Linked DNA regions of Homo sapiens: region 2 is linked to region 1. A link is a contact called in ENCODE Hi-C or POLR2A ChIA-PET data. All regions are on one chromosome and are shown on one strand. Each heading gives the region's core, a stretch centred on a gene start or an enhancer-like site at or near the end of the contact. The rest is flanking DNA. Distances are from core to core; before and after follow the strand shown. Region 1 holds the start of ATP6V1G1 (ATPase H+ transporting V1 subunit G1). Region 2 holds the start of TRIM32 (tripartite motif containing 32).

The links. A loop is a pair of places that touch in the nucleus more often than their neighbours do. ChIA-PET counts read pairs that join two places held with the same protein, here RNA polymerase II (POLR2A). Pooled maps may share reads with other maps.
Region 2: a pooled map shows a loop between it and region 1 (9-fold over the local background). The contact joins the promoter of TRIM32 here to the promoter of ATP6V1G1 in region 1. A Hi-C loop is called at or near these places in 10 of 50 pooled maps. POLR2A ChIA-PET finds 5 or more read pairs at or near these places in 3 of 52 experiments (A673, T-cell and WTC11).

The regions. Positions count from the first base shown.
Region 1 is chr9:114,585,243-114,591,207 of GRCh38, reverse strand. It overlaps ATP6V1G1 (ATPase H+ transporting V1 subunit G1), which reads right to left and starts at 3,439. Exons shown (of 3, transcript NM_004888.4): 1 at 3,288-3,439. The coding sequence starts at 3,369. RefSeq lists enhancers at 3,004-3,513, 3,624-3,703, 3,342-4,160, 4,161-4,980.
Region 2 is chr9:116,684,187-116,690,151 of GRCh38, reverse strand. It overlaps TRIM32 (tripartite motif containing 32), which reads right to left and starts at 2,847. Exons shown (of 2, transcript NM_012210.4): 1 at 2,771-2,847. The region is part of intron 16 of ASTN2 (astrotactin 2); the gene reads left to right. RefSeq lists enhancers at 2,371-2,420, 2,861-3,180 and a silencer at 2,591-2,790.

The sequences.
Region 1 (5,965 bases), core at 2,190-4,689:
TCGTATTTCTCTTAAATCTTGTTCTTCTTGGGCCTTACATATGGGAGCCAGTGTTTTGTTTCACTCCAATGAAATATGCCATTAACACAAACTTTTTTAAAATTTTAAGGTCCACGCCGGGCGCGCTGGCTCACGCCTGTAATCCCAGCACTTTGAGAGGCCAAGGTGAGCAGATCACAAGGTCAGGAGTTCGAGACCAACCTGGCCACTATGGTGAAACCCTGTCTCTACTAAAAACACAAAAACTAGCCGGGCATGGTGGCAGGCACCTGTAGTCCCAGCTACTCGGGCGGCTGAGGCAGAAGAATCGCTTGAACCTGGGAGGCAGAGATTGTAGTGAGCCGAGATCACGCCACTGCCCTCCTGCCTGGGGGCGACAGAGCGAGAATCCATCTCAAAAAAATAAATAAACAAAATATATAAAATAAAATAAAAAATAATAAAAAAAATTTAAGGTCCAACTCAATGATTTCATTAAAAAAACTGGATGGGATCATTTTATATACTGCCTCTTCCCAACTCTTAACTGGGCAAATCAACCATAATTATAAATCAAGAAAGGCAAATTTTCAAACTGCAGTTCTTCTGACTACCTCTCTGTTCCTAACTATTAACAATTCTGAGACAGGCAAGGCGCAGTCGCTCATATCTGTAATCCCAGCACTTTGGGAGGCCGAGAGTTTGAGAAGAACCCGGCCGACATAGTAAAACACTGTCTCTACTAAAAATACAAAAATTTATTTTTTTATTTATGTATTAATTTATATGTTTTTGTATTTTTAGTAGAGATGGGCATGGTGGTAGGCACCTGTAATCCCAGCTACTTGGGAGCCTGAGGCACAAAATCTCGAACTCTGGAGGTGGAGGATGCAGTGAGCCAAGATGGTGCCACTGCACTCTAGCCTGAGTGACAGAGTGAGACTCTGTCTCAAAAAAAAAAAAAAAAATCTGAGAAGTATGTAAGCCATAAACTAATACTTTGGTTTGTTTTTTGTTTTTTTTTTTTTTTGAGACGGCGTCTCCCTCTGTCCCCAAGGCTGGAGTGCTGTGGGACAGATCTCCGCTCACTGCAACCTCTGCCTCCTGGGTTCAAGCGTTTCTCCTGTCTCAGCCTCCCAAGTAGCTGGGACTACACGCGCACACCACCACGCCCAGCTAACTTTTGTATTTTTAGTAGACACGGAGTTTCTCCATATTGCCCAGGCTGGTCTCAAACTCTTGATCTCAGGTGATCCACCCACCTCAGCCTCCCAAAGTGCTGGGATTACAGGCGTGAGCCACCACGCCCAGCCAAATTAATACTTTTTAAAACCAATTCACAGCTACCTGACATATACAAAACCCTGCACCAGGCTTGACAGGATAAAGGTATAAAACATAAATCCTACCTGGCTAGGGCACTCAGAATTATTCTTACCTATTCCAAGCATTTTTTCCTGCACTTCCCCAATCTATTCTCCTATCCCTCCCGACAGATACAACTTCTGTTACTGATGAGCCATCAGAACACAAACTGTGAGAAGTCATTCTGGAAATACACTATCAAGGGCATGACTGGAAATATTCTGGGAAGAACAAAGAACTTTCCAGTCACCGGAGCAAGAACAAAAGGCTTCTTCTCATTCCCAACACCCTCAAAGAAAGCTTTCCAAGTACCACACAACCCCTAACTGCACAAGTAGAGGAGACATGCTTGAAATCTAGTTGGATGTCAGATAGAATAACTCCTATACTAGGAGAAACACCAAGGAATTACTAAGATCAGTATCTTCGCCTTGCATGGAAAAAGAGGCTTCTGAGTCCCAACTATGTTGCTTCCCAGGGTATGGATAAATCATTTCTCTCTGAGCCTCATTTTTACTATCTGTAAAATAGGGATAGAAGCATCTTTCTCACCAGACGGGAAACTGGATACATAAAGTTAAATGAGACATAGTTTCTGTTCTCCAGAAGCTTAGTCTAGTGACTGAGCCATATAAACAAACAGGTTATTGCACGGCAGTGGCAGAAATCAGCACTTGGGAGGGACTCCAAGCCTAGTCCGGGGGACAAGCATGAGTCAGGAAAGGCTTCCCGGGAAGAAGTGTTTCCTAAATTGAGGTCTGATGGAAGACTAAGGGTCAGAGAACAAAGGGGAGGAGAATTGGAAAAGGCTTCTCACGTCAGAAGAAACAGCGTGTGCAAAAACCTGCAGGTGAAAGACATCATGCTGCTTCTGAGGGACCACAACGATTCAGTATAGCTGGAGGAAAGCACCAGGCCTGACCCACAAGAGCCTCCCCAACTTCATTAAGGAATTTGAGCTTTCTTCTGCAGGAACTAAACGTCTGACTACAAAGGCGGTAGGGAAATCATATCTGCACTTATTTATTTATTTTGTTCCTTACCAGCAGGAAGTCACATATTTGCATTTTAGAAGGATGACTGATTGCAGAGAGGAGAATGGATTGACTGGAGGGGACCAGAACGGGTTCTTCCACTCCCCAGTCTAGATTAAACTCACCTGTTAAATTCTTTAGCAACCTTACATTTCTCCACTCCAGCCCTCATCTCTCCTGCAATTAATTAACTGACCCAATACCTGCTTCCTTCACTGCGACACTGAATGCCACGTTAGGGGAGACAACTGATGCACTGGGCACTGCGCTTGCCACATATTAGACAGAAACACACACACACACACACACACACACACACTGCGCTTGCCACATGTTAGAAACACACACACACTGCGCTTGCCACATATCAGAAACACACACACGCACACACGCCAACGATTTAGACAACTACAGTACCTTTAGAGAAACTGGTGTCCTGGACTAAGACGCTGGTAGTAGACATGGGGGAAAAAGTGAAAGATACGCAAGCCTTGGCGACTGACTAAATGAGGGAGGGAGAAGAGGCAAGCAGGACTCCAGGTTTCTAGACCAAGCAACTGTGTGGATGCTGGCTCCCTTCACCGAGACTGACCACCCCAGAGCGGTTAAGTGGGAGAGAAGAAGAACAAAGAGCTCCGTTTGGAGAGCCCATTTCACATGCCTCCAGGCCCCAAGGACGGTAACCCATTATTGTTTCCACGCCCAATTTACCATCTCACATCGTGGCTTCCAGGCGATCCGCAAGCCTTCCAGAGCCTCAGCTCCTCAAAGCTTCGAAACACACAACCTTCCGCGACTATACGCACGCCCGCACCCCGCAGTTTTTCGGGCCTAATCTACCCACCACCTGAGGCCCAGCGGTCTTTCTTCGACTCGCGCCACGCCGGGCAGCCCCACCCTGAAACTCACTTTTGCGGGCCTCGGACACCTTCTCGGCTGCCCGCTTCTCGGCCTGCAGCAGCTGCTGAATCCCCTGAGACTGACTAGCCATGGCGGCAGCGATTCTGAGAGCAAGGCAAGCGGCCTAAGGCACCTCGAAGGCCCCTTGGGTCAGCTGACACAGCCGCCCACAATCTGCGCTTGCTCCTTGCGCCTGCGCTTCGCCCCCGTTGTCACGTGACCGCACAGCGTAGCATCAGCTGACCGCTCTTGAACTTCTGTGATTCGGCAGAAATGGGGCGGGGCGGGGCTGAGGAGAAAGGAGCGGAGCTCCTCGACTGCGCCTGTGCAGTCTACTGCGCAGTACTGCCCTCTACTCCTCTGTCCGCTCCCTGGCCTCTTTTAATGGCTACCCTGTCGCTGGTTCACTCTGTAGCCGCCCTGCCACGTATAGTGTCTGTTTGCAGTATGCTCAACGTCAAGAGAGGAGGGGCCAAGTCAAATCACTTTCCTCCTACTCTCCACACTGCTCTACTCACTCCCTTTCTGGGACTTTCTTTGGCACTCAAAATTTTATCGGGGTAGTTCAGGAAGATTCTTGCCAGTTCCGGGGATAGAGTCTTGGGTTGCCAGTTAGGAGACTCGGGATCAAGTCTGCCGCTAACCTGTGTGATTTTGGACAGGTCGCTATCCTTTTCTGAACCCGAGTTCAGGAATGGACTGGACTGTTTCCCATAAATATTTGATGAAAGCCTGCTGTGATCCTAGTCCACTGTTGATATTGAGGACATAGCAGAGAGCAGGGCAAACAAGGTCCCGGCGGAGCTCACAGTTTATGGACACAGACAGATTAATTAAAATAAATAGACAATTACAAACTGTGATAAAGTCATGAAGGAAAAATGCAGGGTGCCGTAAGAAGGAACCTTTAGTAAGGGGAGAGGAATATGGAGGTGTCTCTGAATGCTGTACCAAGGAAGTGGTGTTTAAGATCTGAAGGCCAGGCGCAGTGGCTCACGAGCCTGTAATCCCAGCACTTTGAGAGGCCGAGGCGGGTGGATCACTTCAGGTGAGGAGTTCGAGACCAGCCTGGCCGACGTGGTGAAACCCCGTCTTTACTAAAAATACAAAAATTAGCCGGGCGTGGTGGCGCGCGCCTGTAATCGCAGCTACTCAGTAGGCTGAGGCACGAGAATCGCTTGAACCCGGGAGGCGGAGGCTGCAGTGAGCCGAGATCGTGACGCTGCACTGCAGCCAGGGCGACAGAGCAAGACTGTCTCAAAAAAATTAAAATTAAAAAATTAAAATAGGCCAATCGCGGTGGCTCACGCCTATAATCCCAGCACTTTGGGAGGCTGAGGCCGGCGGATCACGAGATCAGGAATTTGAGACCAGCCTGACCAATGTGGTGAAACCTGGTCTCTACTAAAAATACAAAAATCCGGGCATGGTGGCGCGCGCCTGTAATCCCAGCTACTCAGGAGGCTGAGGTAGGAGAATCGCCTGAACCTGGGAGCTGAGGTTGCAGTGAGCCGAGATCGTGTCACTACACTCCAGCCTGGGTGACAGAGCAGACTCCATCTCAAAAATAAATAAGTAAATAAATAATAAAAATTCTCAAAAAATAAAATAAGATCTGAAGAATAAGAAGTTACCCAGGAAAGGATAGTGGGGGATGGAGGCGGTGGGAGATGATTAGGGGAAAAGGACCAGCGTGTGCGGAGTTGGGGAGGGGGTCAACTTGGCACGGAGACATCTCCCCATCCACCGTGAATAGGGAAATAGGAAGCCATGGTTTGAGTTTACAGTATGACGGGCCCTTGTCATCGCTTCACTCACTCCTCACATTAACTTTGATACTGTTACTAATTCCATTTTATATTGACCAAACTGAAGCTCAGAGAGTCGCAAAGTCTCTGAGCCAAAAGTCATGCCCCTATTAACACACAGACAGGGTATTTGAATCCAGTCAGGGCTGCAGAGTAAAACCTCTGAGCTACTGCTTTTCTGCCGGAATCCTCTGGGCTGAGGAAAGGACCAGGTGACCTCTTAGAGTCCACTGAGTGCTGAGAACATAAAATAATGCCAGAATTTTTCTTGATACAAAGATTCTTCACTCCAGGAGCTGGATTCATGGCTCAGGACATTTTCATTTGATTGACGTGGTGGGGTTGGAAAGAACAGAATTTCTATCCTTTTCTGATGTGAGAAACAGGACTGGAAAGAGTTTTGAAGATAAAACAGAATAGAGCACATGGGCCCACATGTCTCCTGCCTGAGTTACTATATTCCTTAAAGGATAAATTACACTAATCCTTGCCTCTTTTACACATAAGATAACATCTGACAGAGTTAGTGATTATACTTCTGCAAATGTACCTTATTTCTTTTTCTTTTTTCTTTTTTTTTTTTTCTTTAGATATTCTGTAGCCCAGGCTGGAGTGCAGTGGCGCGATTTCGGCTCACTGCAACCTCCGCCTCCCGGGTTCAAGCGATTCTCCTGCCTCAGCCTCTCGAGTACCTGGGATTACAGGTGCCTACCACTGTGCCTGGCTAATTTTTTTTGTAGTTTTAGTAGAGATGGGGTTTCCCCATCTTGGCCAAGCTGGTCTTAAACTCCTGACCTCGTGATCCACCAGCTTCGGCCTTCCAAAGTGCTGGGATTACAGGTGTGAGCCACCCCGACCAGCCAGTTAAAGTACATTTTA
Region 2 (5,965 bases), core at 1,598-4,097, 2.1 Mb before region 1:
ATTAGAGTAAGGAGTTTAGACAGGGCTGATTTAATTCCCATGACATATTTTCTTTTAGGGATGTGCACAGATATTCCAGCTAAGTCTTGCTGTCAGACACAGTCTAGCTTTGTTTCTGAACTGGCTTCAGCAACCCTGTAGCTAGTCCTGGAAATGATAGAGCCAAATTCTGTTCCAGGGAAAAGCAGACCAAAAGAGACCATACAGAACAGTAGTTACTCTCCTTCAGAGTATGACTGCCTTCAGCCTCAGTCCCTGCTATGAGGTGTTTTTTCAAGCCAATGGCCTCCATACCTCACCCTATAGTCCGTTGCACCTCATCCTGCCTGATAACCTCAGGCTCCTCTCCTTATCTAGCCCCAGGTCTTGGTCTAAGGGCAAACCAAGAACAAAGTCCAGGGCTCCTCCCTACCTAATCAGAGAGATTTACCCCCCAACTTTAGAGTTCAATCTGATAGTCAGTGATACTCACTGGCAATCCTCTTTTTCATTAGAGGGGAATGGGCTGAGAAAATAAGACTAAGCAGGCCCTAGCAAGGAAGAAGCAAGGAAAGCGGGAATATACGGAGTTACAGAGATCTGGGTATGAGCTTAACTGTGTCATTCCTAGCTATGGAAACTTAGGCAAGTCACTTCCTAAGCCTTAGTTTCCTCATGTGTAAAACTGAATACAGTAGAGCCTACTTAGAAGGACTGTCATGAAAACTGAGTAAAGAAGTAGATACAAGACTAAAAATTACTAGATTTTGAGAACTTACTATGTGCCAGATCCTAGGCATGCTAGTTTACTTCACTAAATCCTCACAACAATTCTGTGACATTGGTCTTGTTATCATAACCCCATTTTACAGATGAAGAGCCAAGGCACTGGGTGGTTAAGTAACTCATTCAAGGCCACAAAGTCAGGAAGAGATAGAGCTAGGACTTAAAGTCAGGAAGAGATAGAGCTAGGACTTGAACCCAGGGTATCTGACTCTAGGTCAGAGTGCCTCAACTTTGGCATTACTGACATTTTAGGCAGGATAATTCCTTACTGCGGGGGGGAAGGGCGTATCCCACACATTGTCAAATGTTTAACATAAAACATTATGTTTAATGTTTAATCTACCCACTTGAGGCCAGTAGTATCCCCCACCCTGTGACAACCAAAAAACATCTCCAGACATTGCCTAATGTCTCCTAGGAGACAAAGCCAGACTTGGTTAAGAACCACTGCTTTACAGTCTAGCACAGGACTAAATGCTCAATACCTAAGGGTTCCCTTTTTTTTTTCTGGTGGTTGTTGTTGTTGTTTTGTCTGTCTCCGAGCCCAAACACCTCACTCACAGAGCCACTGCCCCTTCAAGCTGTAATGGATCTTATATAGGATAAATTATTCCACTCATTCCCCTGGAGGTCTCACTTTCTATCTGCTATCGTAGCTTGGGGGTACAGGGAAAAAGGGCTTAGGCAGATGACCTTGAATAGTTCCACTTCTTCTTCCCCAAAGCCTACCACTTTCAGTGGGCCGGGGGACCGGTGGTCAGAATGGAGTTAGTGGCAATACCATACCTGCCTCATGATAACGGATCTTTGTTTAATAAATGAAGAAGATTCTGCCCTTCACAGGGATTACCACACTCCTTCAGGATTATCTGAACTGAAGATTTATCACTTTGTTCCTCAGCACCTGAACTCTGCTCATCTTCATATACTCATCCAGTTTCATACATTACTTTTAGGTCCTTGGGTCCCCTGAACTCCCTCTGTCTCCCATGCAGCGATTTAAGGAAAATCTCTTTAGCAGCCCAAGACACCAATCCACAAATCTACTCAGGGTCCTTTGATTTTATAGCCCAGTTAGGACATCTCCACCCCACGATTCAATCCTCTCCAAACCCTGTCCCCAACCCTCTTACAATTCCAAATTCCAATCTTTGGGGCTGTATATTGCAACCCTCGTCAATTCCTCACTCATATGCCCCAAATCCCTCGGACTCAGATCGTTTAATCCCTATTTCCAAATCTCTGCCACACTCAGCCCCGCACCTCAGTTCAACGCCCCAATTCCTCACCCCAGATTTCTGCTCTCCCTCAATCTGAGCCCCCATCTCCTGCATTCCATCGGGCACTGTGCTGCCCTCATACCCTGCTCCTTCCTCTTATGCACTGAATGTCATGTGCTGCCTTCACACCTCAGCCAGCTCCCTTCTTTCTGCTAACAAGATAGAGTCCCTCAAGAACTCACCCCACCCCCTCAATCTCACCCTCAGCCCACTCCGAAAACCCTTTCTCAATAGCACTTAGGATCGCCCTAGACCTTGCTCCTATCATCTCAGACCCTGTCCTTGCCAGATGCCTAGCGCCCCCAGATTTCCTCAAATCTCATCGGGGCCCCCCAGTTCCTTCATATTTCTGAAATTCTGCACCCAGGTCCCTCCAGGGCCCTGATTCCCTCCCATCTCCCACATGCTACACCCCGTTCCTCCTCAGGGCCCCGACATTACCTCATACCTCCCGAGATGCTGCAACCGCAAATCTCTTCAGAGCCCCTCGCTCCCCTCCCCCAGCTGCATCTCCTCGGATCTCCTCAGCCCCACGAATCCCTCCCGAGCCTGCCCCTCGCAGCCCCACCCCCACCCTAGTCCTGCCCCCCCCAGATCCGGTCCCCACACCCTGCCATTCGGGCGCGGCCGCTGCACGCCGGCACGTTCCCCCGCCTGGCCGCTGAGCCACGGCCCACGACTCCGGCCGCGGTCCCCAGTCCCCAACCCTCCTTCCCGCCCCCTACCTGACCGCCCGCGGCTCCGACGAGTCCACCGCCGGCAGCCCACCCGCCTGCCTCCCTCTGCGCACGCGCCGTTGAGCACCCCTTGCCGGGCGCCAATTCGCAGAGCTCCCTGTCCGTCACTGAGCCCCGCCTCCCCAGCATGCTGGGGCTTGTCGTGCAGCTGGCCCCAAGCGCGCGGGGCAAGGCGGCCCTGCAGGGGTGAGCTTTCCTCTGAGAACCCGGGGCCTTAGCGACACGTAATCCAGTTTTCCGTCTCCTTGGTGCAGATGAAGAAACCGACGCCCATGGGCGAAAGGGACCTGCTCAAGTTCACTCAGTAAGTCAGGAGATAAGCCAGAATGCGTATCTGACTCCAGTCTCAATGTCTACCCCTTCACAAAACGGTAGCCTCCAGGGTAGTCCTCAGCAAAGCGTTGGCACCTTACTGAATCTGTTTTTCCATCTGAGAAATGGGCCAACGGAAAAATCAAACTTCCATTCTGGGGAAGTCGAGAACCGGGACTCCCTAGGAAGGGCAGTGCTTTGGCCTCATGTTCTGTGCTCTGACAGAGAGCTGCACTAGAGACAAGTTTATCCATGAACACATTGCTCTGTAAAGGAATGTTTTGCCTACTCAGCTGGGAGGCCGACAGCAGAGGCAGACTTGGGGAGTACACTCTGCAGCCCCTGTCCCTGCAGACTGAAGGTACCCGGGAACCCAAACCAAGTGTAGTTTTGCTCGGGTGAAGGTGGAGGAATCTTACCAGGTGGGAGGTGATCTGGCCTGAGATTTGAGGGAATCTGGGGCACTAGGCATCTGGCAAGGACGAGGTCTGATACAGGACTGGCTGGCCACGACCTGCAGTCCCTGAAGTAGTTTGGGGCCAATCACCTACTCTCCAAGGTGACTATACTGTACAGCTTAGGAGCACAAAGGAGTTTGAAGTAGGATGGACTTGGATTTGAAATTCCCCTTAGCTATGTGACCCTGCACAATGATAAAACAATAAACAAAAACAATGACTAACATCTTTGAACACTTGCTGTCTGGCTACAGCTGAGGACTTCAGGTGCATAGCTCACTAAATCCTCATAAGGACCTAATGAGATAAGGCAGCTGATGGTTAACCTACACCTGTTGTGTAACCTAGGTGGTTACACAAGGCCACATATACCTAAGTGTTGGAGCCCAAATTTGTACCCAATTCTATCTGAGAACCCACTCTCTTAACCTTGTTTACTCTTTCTCCCCATTTTCTAAATTTCTAATTGAAGTTTGCCATGAAGATAAGCCAAGATTATGGTAGTTTGCACTTAATGATAACTATATTTGAAAAATTGTAATTAGCAGGTAGGGGATAAGGGAGAGGTAATGCCAAATGATTTCTCACTTAGACCAGTTGGGGAGACTTTGCACCCGTTTAAAATTTTTTTTTTTCCTGAAAACCACAGTTATCAGCCCAAAGTATAAATTTAGGACTGTTCATAGTCTTACATATATACATATTATATATGTGTGTATATGTATCAATACAGACATACTGATGTTTCCCTAATTACAGAGGAGTGTTAAAAATACTCCTGGGGATCTAGCTCAAGCAAGTGTCTTGAAAAAAAAAAATCTCTCTTCTCCCTTAAAACAAAAATCAGTGTTTGACTCTTCTTTAATGTTTATTACCAGTTAAATGAATTATTATACCTCTCACAAAATCTTAGAGTAGAATAAGCATTCTAGGAAATGCACTCAATTTTTATCTTATAGCTTGACATATCCTGGCACAATATTAGAATTCCTCTTACACAGAGGCATTTAAAAAATAATCTTTGTGGAGTGCTTTAAACACTCTTTATTCAGCATTTTAATGTAACAGATTTTTATTTAACACTTAAATCACCTATATCAGTGGAACCACCTGAGGAGTTTACCTTGCCCACTGCCTAGACAGAGCTGATTCATCAAGACAGGGGAATTGCAATAGTTAAAGAGTAATTCACGCAGAGTCAGCTGTGCGGGAGACTGGAGTTTTATGATTACTCAAGTCATCTCCCTGAGCATTTGGGGAACAGAGATTTTAAGGATAACTTGGTGGGTTGGGGGAAGCCAGTGAGCCAGGAGCGCTGTTGGTCAGGGATGAAATCATAGGGAGTCGAAGCTGTCTCCTTGCAGTGAGTCAGTTCCTGAGTGGGGGGGCCACAAGATCAGATGAGTGAGTTTATTGATCTGGGTGGTGCCAGCTGATCCATCAAGTGCAGGGTCTGCAAAATATCTCAAGCACTGATCTCAGAAGCATTTTAGGGAGGCTCAGCATCTTGTAACCTCCAGCTGCATGACTCCTAAACCGCAATTTCTAATCTTGTGGCTAATGTTAGTCCTACAAAGGCAATCTAGTACCCAGGCAAGGAGGTCTGCTTTGGGATAGGGTTGTTACTGTCTTTGTTTAAACTATGAACTACAGACTAAATTTCTCCCAAAGTTAGTTCAGCCTATGCCCAGGAATGAACAAGGACAGCTTGGAAGTTAGAAGCAAGATGGAGTCAGTTAAGTTAGATCTCTTTTACTGTCTCAATCATAATTTTGCAAAGGCAGTTTCAGTCCATCACTTTGGGTTTTGTAACACCTTAATCTTAAAGTGTAGGGTATGAAGATGGGAAAAGGCTGTCGATTGCTCTGGGTTCTTCTTGCTGACAGGGGACGTAGTGGGAATGGGAGTCAACCCCAAGGTGAGAAGAGTGGGACCACTTTCAAGTGTCTGAGCGACTCATGCAGGTCTGGCTGGGCTTCTAAGGCTTGCATGGCAAAAACATTAGTACTCTCATCTATAGTTTTAGTACAGTATTTAGGTGAACAGCCTACTATAAGGTAAATAATGAGTCCTAGGATGAGGAGTACAATACTCAATTTTAAAAGCAAAGATTTGAAAGCATTAGTCTGGCGACTTCCAACCCACAAATAATTTAGGATTTAGTCAAAATTGTAGAAAAAACTCAAGGACAGCTAACAACAGCTAACAATAGGTTTCCTCTTGAAGCATAATTTCTCTCTCTCCAGACCCCATTTTTATTAAAAACAAATCATGATAGAACTGATTTGTTTACAGAAATGTACTTTAGTCTTACTATACTTGGCCTGATTATTTGCATAAAGTGCAGCAAGAATAATTATTTTTCACTTAGGGTCTTTTTTGTTTAAATTAGCTTTGATGGAACTCTGTTCCA